2 separate regions of the Homo sapiens genome follow, and region 1 is linked to region 2. A link is a contact called in ENCODE Hi-C or POLR2A ChIA-PET data. All regions are on one chromosome and are shown on one strand. Each heading gives the region's core, a stretch centred on a gene start or an enhancer-like site at or near the end of the contact. The rest is flanking DNA. Distances are from core to core; before and after follow the strand shown.

Region 1 (4,121 bases), core at 695-3,194, 82 kb before region 2:
AAAAAAGCAAAACATATAAAGTTAGAGAACTGCATAAAAAACAATCACAGCCAGCCAGCCAGGTTTGAGCTCTATTCAGCCTTTGGCAAGTTACTTAATCACACTCAGCCACATGTTCCTCTTATTCACAGAGCAGTTGTGATTTTGTAGTAAAGCAGGTAAAGCAGGTACACAGCACCCAACATAGAAGTCTTGCATGATGGTGATGTGATGATGGTGATAATGGTGGTAGCAATACCACCATAACGAAAAATAATGCTGTAGGTCTTGCTTTTCTTGCTTTAAAAAAATAGCATATGTTATTAAATGTTTAAAAGCATGTCATACCACAGGGAAACTGGACAATACCTTGACCCAGTGATGAAAATTACCATCATCAATGGACATTGTGTACCCACAGATGTGATTTCTGGGGACAGACACAACGTCCTGGACCAGTAGCATTCTGGCCAGGAAGACCTAACCTGAACATAGCCAAGAGAAAACTTAAGATAAACCCAAGTTGAAGAACATTCTGTAAGATAAATAGCCTTTATTCTTCCAAAATGTCAATGTCATCAAAGGCAAAGAAAGGCTAAAGAACAGTTCCAATGAAAGGAGACCAACAAGACATGACAGCCAAATGTTATGCATGATCTTGGACTAGATCCTGGACTAGGCGTTAAAAAAATATTATAAGGGACATTATTGGGACAATTGACAAAACTGGAATACGGACCATAGATGTTAAGTATTGCTATCAATTAACTTTCCTCCATTTAGTTACTACGGCTATGTAAGAAAATATCTTTGTTCTCAGGAAACGGACATTGAAGTATGAAGTAAAGCTGCCTTAGCCACGCAGCCTACTGTCAGATGACCCAAAAATTAATGATTTTATATATATATATACACATATACACACAAGTATATACACATACAGATATATATATACATATATAGAGCAAATCAGAGAGAGAGAATTATAAAGCATATATGGCAAGAGGTTAAAAATTAGTGAATTTGGATAAAGGGCATTTGGTATTTTCTTTTAAGATGGAGTCTCCCTCTGTCACCCAGGCTGGAGTGCAGTAGTGAGATCTTGGCTCACTGCAACCTCCACCTCCTAGACTCAAGTGATTCTCCTGCCTCAGCCTCCCAAGTAACTGGGATTACAGGTGTCCACCACCACACCCAGCTAATTTTTTGTATTTTTAGTGGAGACGGGGTTTCACCATGTTGTCCAGGCTGGTCTCGAACTCCTGACCTCAGGTGATCCACCCGCCTAGGCCTCCCAAAGTGCTGGGATTACACGTGTGAGCCACCACGCCCAGCTGGGTATTTTCTTTCTTTTTTTTTTTTTTTTTTTTTTTTTTTTTTGAGACAGAGTTTTGCTCTCATTGCCCAGGCTAGAGTGCAGTGGCACAACCTCAGATCACTGCAACCTCCGCCTTCCGGTTTCGGCCTCCCAAAGTGCTGGAATTACAGGCGTGAGCCACCACACCCGGCCCAGCTGGGTATTTTCTATACTAGTAATACTCCTGCAAGTATGAAGCTATTTCAAAGTAAATAATTCCAAAAAATCTATAGAGAGGAAAAAGTACTGGAAGTAGAGATGAAACAAGATGAGTCATCAAATTATTATTGAATCTGAGTGACTGGCACATGTGGTTGTAGTGAGTGCTAAAAACTAAACACTCACACTGTGGTTGCATCATGGAAGCCGTGCCTGCAATCTGAGCCTGGATAGCAAGGCCGCCACAAAGGAACCCAAGTCAGTAGTCCCCTTGCTGGTCCTCTCCTTTCTGGGCCTCTCAGGTGCTGTAGACAGTAAAGTTCATTGTTTCACTCAAAACAGGGGTTCGTTAAACTCTCCTGCCTACTTTTGTATGTAAAACATGAGTCATGAAGCACTGTATTAGTCTGTTCTCACACTGCCATGACGAAATATCTGAGACCGGGTAATTTATAAAGGAAGAAGGTTTGATTGACTCACAGTTCCACATTGCTGGGGAAGCCTCGGGAAACTTACAGTCATGGCGGAGGGCAAAGGAGAAGCTGGAACCTTCCTCACTGGGCGGCAGGACAGAGTGAATGCAAGCAGGGGAAACGCCAGACGCTTATAAAACCATCAGATCTCCTAAGAACTCACTCACTATCACGAGAACAGCATAGGGGAACCGCCCCCAAGATTCAATTACCTCCACCTGCTCCCAACCTTGACAGGTGGAGATTATGGGGATTACAATTCAAGATGAGATTTCGGTAGGGACACAAAGCCTAACCATGTCAACTGCCATAAATAAAATGATTGTTTTGTAAAATGTGGATGTGCTCATATGTGTGTTAGTGACATGTATGTGCACATGTCTGGGTATATGCATATGATCACGTGCGTGATTGTATATGTGTGCACTTGTGTGTATGTGAGCAAGAGTGCACATCTGTACAAAAGAATATTTACCAAAGGGTTCGAAGTGCCTTTTTCTCAGCAAGGTGGGGTCGGATAGTGGTGAAGAGCACAGGTTTTAGAGTCAGATTGCCTGAGTTCGAATTCAAGCTCTTACAAATCTTAGGTGGAGCTGGACTTTCATCTTAGGAAATTTACTCAACCCCTTTGTGCCTCAACTTCCCCACCTGTAAAATATGAATGATAGTAGAAACTACTTCCTTGGGGTATTAGTAAAGTATGAATGTGTTTAGAACAGTGTTTTGTGCTGTTTTCACTATTATTTTTAGAATGTAACGTCGTGGATAATTTTAATGTCTTCTTTACCCCTTTCATTATTGTCTGAACTTTTTTTTACCGTGACTTTATAATCTGAAAACAAGAGCTTTTTAAAAAATTTTAGCAAACTAGGGAAAGATGAAGGAAGAAAGGAAGGGAGAAGGGAAAGAAAAGATTTGTTCTCTTGGGCTAATTTCATTTCCTCTACAGCTGAACTGTATGCCTTCATTGGATCATTTTAATTGCTATTATTTGAAGAAGACTTGAGGAGATATTTTTCCCAGAACATGAACATTTCTTTATAATGCAAATAGTTTTTCCGTAATTTCCCCGAATTATAGGAAATTCGGGGATCGGAAATTTCTTTTTTTTCTCTTAAGATGGAGTCTCACTCTGTCCCCCAGGCTGGAGTGCAGTGGCGTGATCTCGACTCACTGCAACCTCTACCTCCTGGGTTCAAGCAATTCTTCTCCCTCAGCCTCCTGAATAGCTGGGATTATAGGCGCACACCACCACACCCAGCTAATTTTTGTATCTTTAGTAGAGACGGGGTTTTACCATGTTGGCCAGGCTGGTCTTTAACTCCTGACCTCAAGTGATCTGCCCGCCTTGGCCTCCCGAAGTGCTGAGATTACAGGCGTGAGCCACCATGCCCAGCCATGATTGGAAATTTCTTAAAAGCAGGGTGATCACGACTGCACATCAAGACAATGGTAATATTTTTTCTTTTCCTATTTTTTATTTTGATAATTTTTAAATACATAGAAATTGAAAGAATAGTACAATGAATACCTCTATAGCCACCACTTAATTTCAATAATGGTTAACATTTTGCTGTATTTGTACTCTGTCTCTTAACACACATATACATATACATGAAGTAAAGAGGCCTTAGCCATGCAGCCTACTGTCAGATGGTCCAAAAATTAACGATTTTATGTCTACATGCACATATATCTGTAAACACATACAGATATATATACACAAACATTGCACATGAGGGAGCATGATAAGATTTTTAAAAATAGTGAATTTAAACAAAGAGTATTTGGGTATTCTCCAAACTATACTTGCAATTTTTTTGCAAGCTTGAAATTACTTCAAAGTAAATAATTCCAAAATAAGTCTATAGAGACAGGAAGGTAGTAGGAGTAGAAATGAAACAAGATGGCTCATCAGATCATTATTGAATCTGAGTGATGGGTGCATGGGGTTGTAGTGAGTGCTAAAAGCTCTTAAACTTTCACATTGTGGTTGTGTCATTGATATACACATACAGATAATACTTTTTTTTCCTGAACCAACTAAGTTGCGGCAGATATCATCCAACTTTGCCCATAAACCCTTCAGCATGACTAGCTAAAGAATAAGCACATTCCCCTAGATGGCTACAATAGTATTAGAGAATGTAAGT
Region 2 (4,183 bases), core at 879-3,378:
AAAATTATCCTTTAAAATCCTCAGTCTCTGAATTGTCAGGGAGACTGATTTGAGTAATAATAAAACTCTGGTCTCCCATTCAACCGGCTCTGTGTGAATTAAAGTCTTTCTATATTGCAATTCCTGTCTTGATAAATTGTCTGTATCTGGCCAGTGGCAAATTAACCTGTTGGGTGGCTGCATGACAGTGGTAAATAAAAAGAATTATTTTGATCCTGATAAGGAACACTTTATTCAAAAGACTACTGTAATGGGGTTTTGTAGTAGGGGAGGGAGATTGGGCACAACTCCAAATACAACAACAACAACAAAAAAATGGGGATTTTGGCCAAGAAGCAGGGCAGAGGCATGAATGGATGGGAAATCACTAGGAGGGTAGGATAATTCTTGCTAAATTAGCCTAACAGGATTCTTGCTAAAGGCAGGCCAGGGTGATCAGATATCAAGGGTGAGGATTCTCTGTAAACTTACTGTCTTAGTTGATTTTGTGTTGCTATAACAGAATACCACAGACTGGGTAAGTTATAAAGAAAAGAAATAGCTGGGTGCAGTGGCTCACACTTGTAATCCCAGCACTTTGGGAGGTTGAGGCAGGAGGATTGCTTGAGCCTAAGGGTTCAAGACTAGCCCGGGCAACATAGTGAGACCTTGTCTCTACTAAAAATAAAAAATTAGCCAGGCATTGTGGCACACACCTGTGGTCCCAGCTACTCAGGGAGCTGAGGTGGGAGGATTGCTTGAGACCAGGAGGTCAAGGCTGCAGTGAGCCATGATTATCTCACTGCGCTCCAGCCTAGGTGACAGAGCAAGACTCTGTCTCAAAAAAATTTAAAAAAAGGAAAGAAAAGAAATATTTCTTACAGTACTGGAGGCTGGGAAGTCCAAGGTCAAGGGGCCCGCATCTGGAAAGGGCCTTCTTGCTGCATCATCCCATGGCAGAAGGTGAAAAGGCAAGAGAAGAGGCTGCGGTCACTTTTTTTTCTTTTTTTTTTTTTTGGAGACGGATGTCTCGCTCTGTCACCCAGGCTGGAGTGCAGTGGCGCGATCTCGGCTCACTGCAACCTCCTCCTTCCAGGTTCAAGAAATTAACCTGCTTCAGCCTCCCGAGTAACTGAGACTACAGGCACACGCTGCCATGCCCGGCTAATTTTTTTTTTTTTTTTTTTTTTTTTTTTGTATTTTAGTAGAGACGGGATTTCACCATGTTGCCCAGGTGGGTCTTGAACTCCTGAGCTCAGGCAATCCACCCACCTCAGCCTCCCAAAGTGCTAGGATTATAGGCGTGAGCCACTGCACCCAGCCTGAGCTCACTTTTTAAATAAATTCATTCTCATGATAACAAAAGCACTCCTGTGATAACAGCATTAATCCATTCATGAGGGTGGAGCCCTCATGAACAAATCGCCTCTTATTAGGCCCCATCTCCCAACACTGCTGCATTGGGGATTAAGTTTCCAACACATGAACTTTTGGGGACACATTCAAACCACTGCGCTAACTTAACAAGATTCTTGCTAAAACTGAGTGATGTGAGTCCAGCAAGGATGGACACTGAAGCTCAAGGCCTACAGGATTTAGAGGAGCCTCACTAGAGTTAGGTCCAGAAGGGATCTTTTGCCAGCAGTGACAGCTAACCTAGTCATGATGAGAGAGAAGCAAAACTTGCTGGAAGAAGACACATCTATGCCAAATCATGAAACATGAATACACTTTAGCCAAGCAGAGTGTAAAATTGGAAGATAAGAGCATCTCAGCCAGAGGAACCCACCTGTTCAAAGGCCAAAAGGTAAAAATGAGGATGGTACACACAGAAAACGGCAAAAGATGTAGCCTGGCTAGAGCCCACAGTGTACAGAAATGGAATTAAGGGTGTACCAATTAGCTATTGCTATATAACAAACCATGGCAAAACTCAGTGGCTTGAAATAATAACAGCATTATTGTTGCTCATGAGTCTATGGGTCAGTTGAGCAGTTCTTGTTTCAGTTAGGCTCATTCATGTATTGGCAGTCAGCTGAGAGCTGGGCAGGCGGCTCTCTTTTGCATGCCTAGGCATCCGCTAGCTGTAGACTGGTCTAGGATAGCCTTGGCTGTGACGACTGGGCTGTCTTCCAAATCAGCTCCCATTCTCCAGCAGCCTGGCCTGTCCACACGGTGGTGGCAGGGTTCCAAGAGAGAGCAGAAGTACTCCAGACCTCTTGAGACCTAGGCCCAGAATTGACACAGGACCACTTCCAGTGTATTTAAAAAGCCAAAGCAAGTCACATAGCCAGACTAGAGTCAAGGGGCAGGGAAATAGACTCCACCCCTTGATGAGAGAAGCTGCACAACATTTTTGCAAATCATGTGAACACAAGGAGGGAGAATTTGGTCTTTTTTTTTTTTTTTTTTGGCCTCCAAATCAACCTACTGTAGAGAGAGAGGATTGGCAAGATGTCAACCAAGAGAGACGGACAGGCCCAAATCATGAAAAGTCTTGTGTGCCAACCTCAGGAGTTGGAGAGGAAATGGGGAGCCATGGAAGAGTGACATGATCGGATATGAACTCTAGACAGGCATTGCTTTAACCCAAAAGGTAGCTGACCAGCTTGAACAACATAGTAAGATACCATCTCAACAAAAAATACAAATTAAAAAAAATAGCCAGATGTGGTGGTGTGTACCAGTAATCCCAGCTACTCAGGATGCCAAAGCAAGGTAGGAGGATTGCTTGAGCCCAGGAGTTTGAGGTTGTAGCAAGCTAGATAGTAACACTGCACTTAAGTTTGGGTGACAGAACAAGACCTTGTCTCTAAAATAAAAAATAAAGACAGTTGATAAAGACCTGGATAATGGTAGGAGAGATGGAATTCAGTCATTAGATTCAAGAGAACCACGGACGTACTACCTGCTGCGGGGGTGAAGGGGGAAACATCTAAGGTTGCATAGCTGGTGAGTAGCAGAGGGAGAGTAAAGCAAAGCTTAGCCAGGCGTGGTGGCACACGCCTGTAATCCCAGCTACTCGGGAGGCTGAGGCAGGAGAATCGCTTGAACTCGGGAGGTGGAGGTTGCAGTGAGCCAAGATTGTGCCAATGCACTGCAGCCTGGGCAACAAGAGCGAAACTCTGTCTCTAAAATAAAATAAAATAAAAAAATAAAGCAAAGTCTTCTACATCCCAATCTGATATCACTGCCATTCCTCTTCTGGGTGCAGTATTTTAAGTTCAGGGATTTTTCCATCCCTCTCCTATCAGTTGCAGTGTTCCCTTGGCCATTTTCTGAATCTATCACCCGGAAACAGACACACCAAAGCCATTCTAAGACACAAACCTCATGGAGACATAAAGTCCAGTTTATCCCAGCTAACAGTCAGAGACTTAACGCCTTTAGAGATAAGGAAATAACAATAAACACTAATAACTAGCATGTCTACCTGGTGTGGCTTGGAGAATCATTAACCTTTGTTAGATAAACAAATCTTGGCTGTTACCCACCTAGGTCTATGCTTCTCAGGGTTGTTTATGTGAGAAGCAGCTCAGTTGCAAATCAACACCTGTCATTAGGAGCATCCATTCTTTTGACTCTCAATTTGGGTCTCGTATTTGAAGCCAATTTGTTCACCCTGCCCACAGCATCTTAATCCTTTGGCACCTCCTCCCAGCCAGCCGGCTGTGTGCCTCAGTTCAATTTCAGCTGCTCTATTGAATGACTTCTCCAGAATTCTTCGCAGTGAATCGCATGTATGCCGAATAAATATTGCCTGTATTCTATCTGATCATTGCAAACATACCTTCCAAATCAGATTAAATCCACCTAATTGATTTTACACATCATGATGACAAACAAAAACTACTTCTGTTTATAGTAGAAATTTGCACCTCCACCTTAATTGCACAGCACTTTTCTGTAAAGTGGCTCAAGACACTTTGTGAATGTTATTTCATTTAATATTACACCTTTGGCGCTAGGCACAAGCCAGATTTCATTACTCTTTTTTATTCAGGTCCAGTGTGTTAACTGATTTGCAAAGCTAGCCTCAATAATTCCACCCAGCCCTAGTATATACACAGGCAGAATCTGTTTCCCCACTTTGTGAATCTGGCTTGGCCTCATCACCTGCTTGAAGCAATAGAATATGGCATAAGTGACGTTGGGCAACTCAATAGGCCTTGTAGCTTCTGGTGTGGCTCCTCTGGAGCTCCTG

Evidence for each region. Hi-C counts contacts between places; a loop is a spot of excess contacts on that map. ChIA-PET counts read pairs that join two places held with the same protein, here RNA polymerase II (POLR2A). Pooled maps may share reads with other maps.
Region 1: a loop to region 2 is called in a map of mammary epithelial cell, with 8 times the contacts of the local background. The contact joins two enhancer-like sites. A Hi-C loop is called at or near these places in 5 of 168 maps with a recorded cell type or tissue (Caco-2, Calu3, MCF 10A and 2 more) and 15 of 50 pooled maps. POLR2A ChIA-PET finds 5 or more read pairs at or near these places in 4 of 52 experiments (K562, OCI-LY7, PC-3 and 1 more).

What each region holds. Positions count from the first base shown.
Region 1 is chr5:157,995,939-158,000,059 of GRCh38, reverse strand. No RefSeq gene overlaps it. Among named protein-coding and RNA genes, the nearest start is that of CLINT1, 140 kb to the right of the region's middle. Within about 2 kb of position 1,944, at least 3 of the 41 ENCODE cell types and tissues checked have a DNase peak (open chromatin) inside an H3K27ac peak, as active enhancers do.
Region 2 is chr5:157,913,801-157,917,983 of GRCh38, reverse strand. No RefSeq gene overlaps it. Among named protein-coding and RNA genes, the nearest start is that of CLINT1, 57 kb to the right of the region's middle. Within about 2 kb of position 2,128, at least 13 of the 41 ENCODE cell types and tissues checked have a DNase peak (open chromatin) inside an H3K27ac peak, as active enhancers do.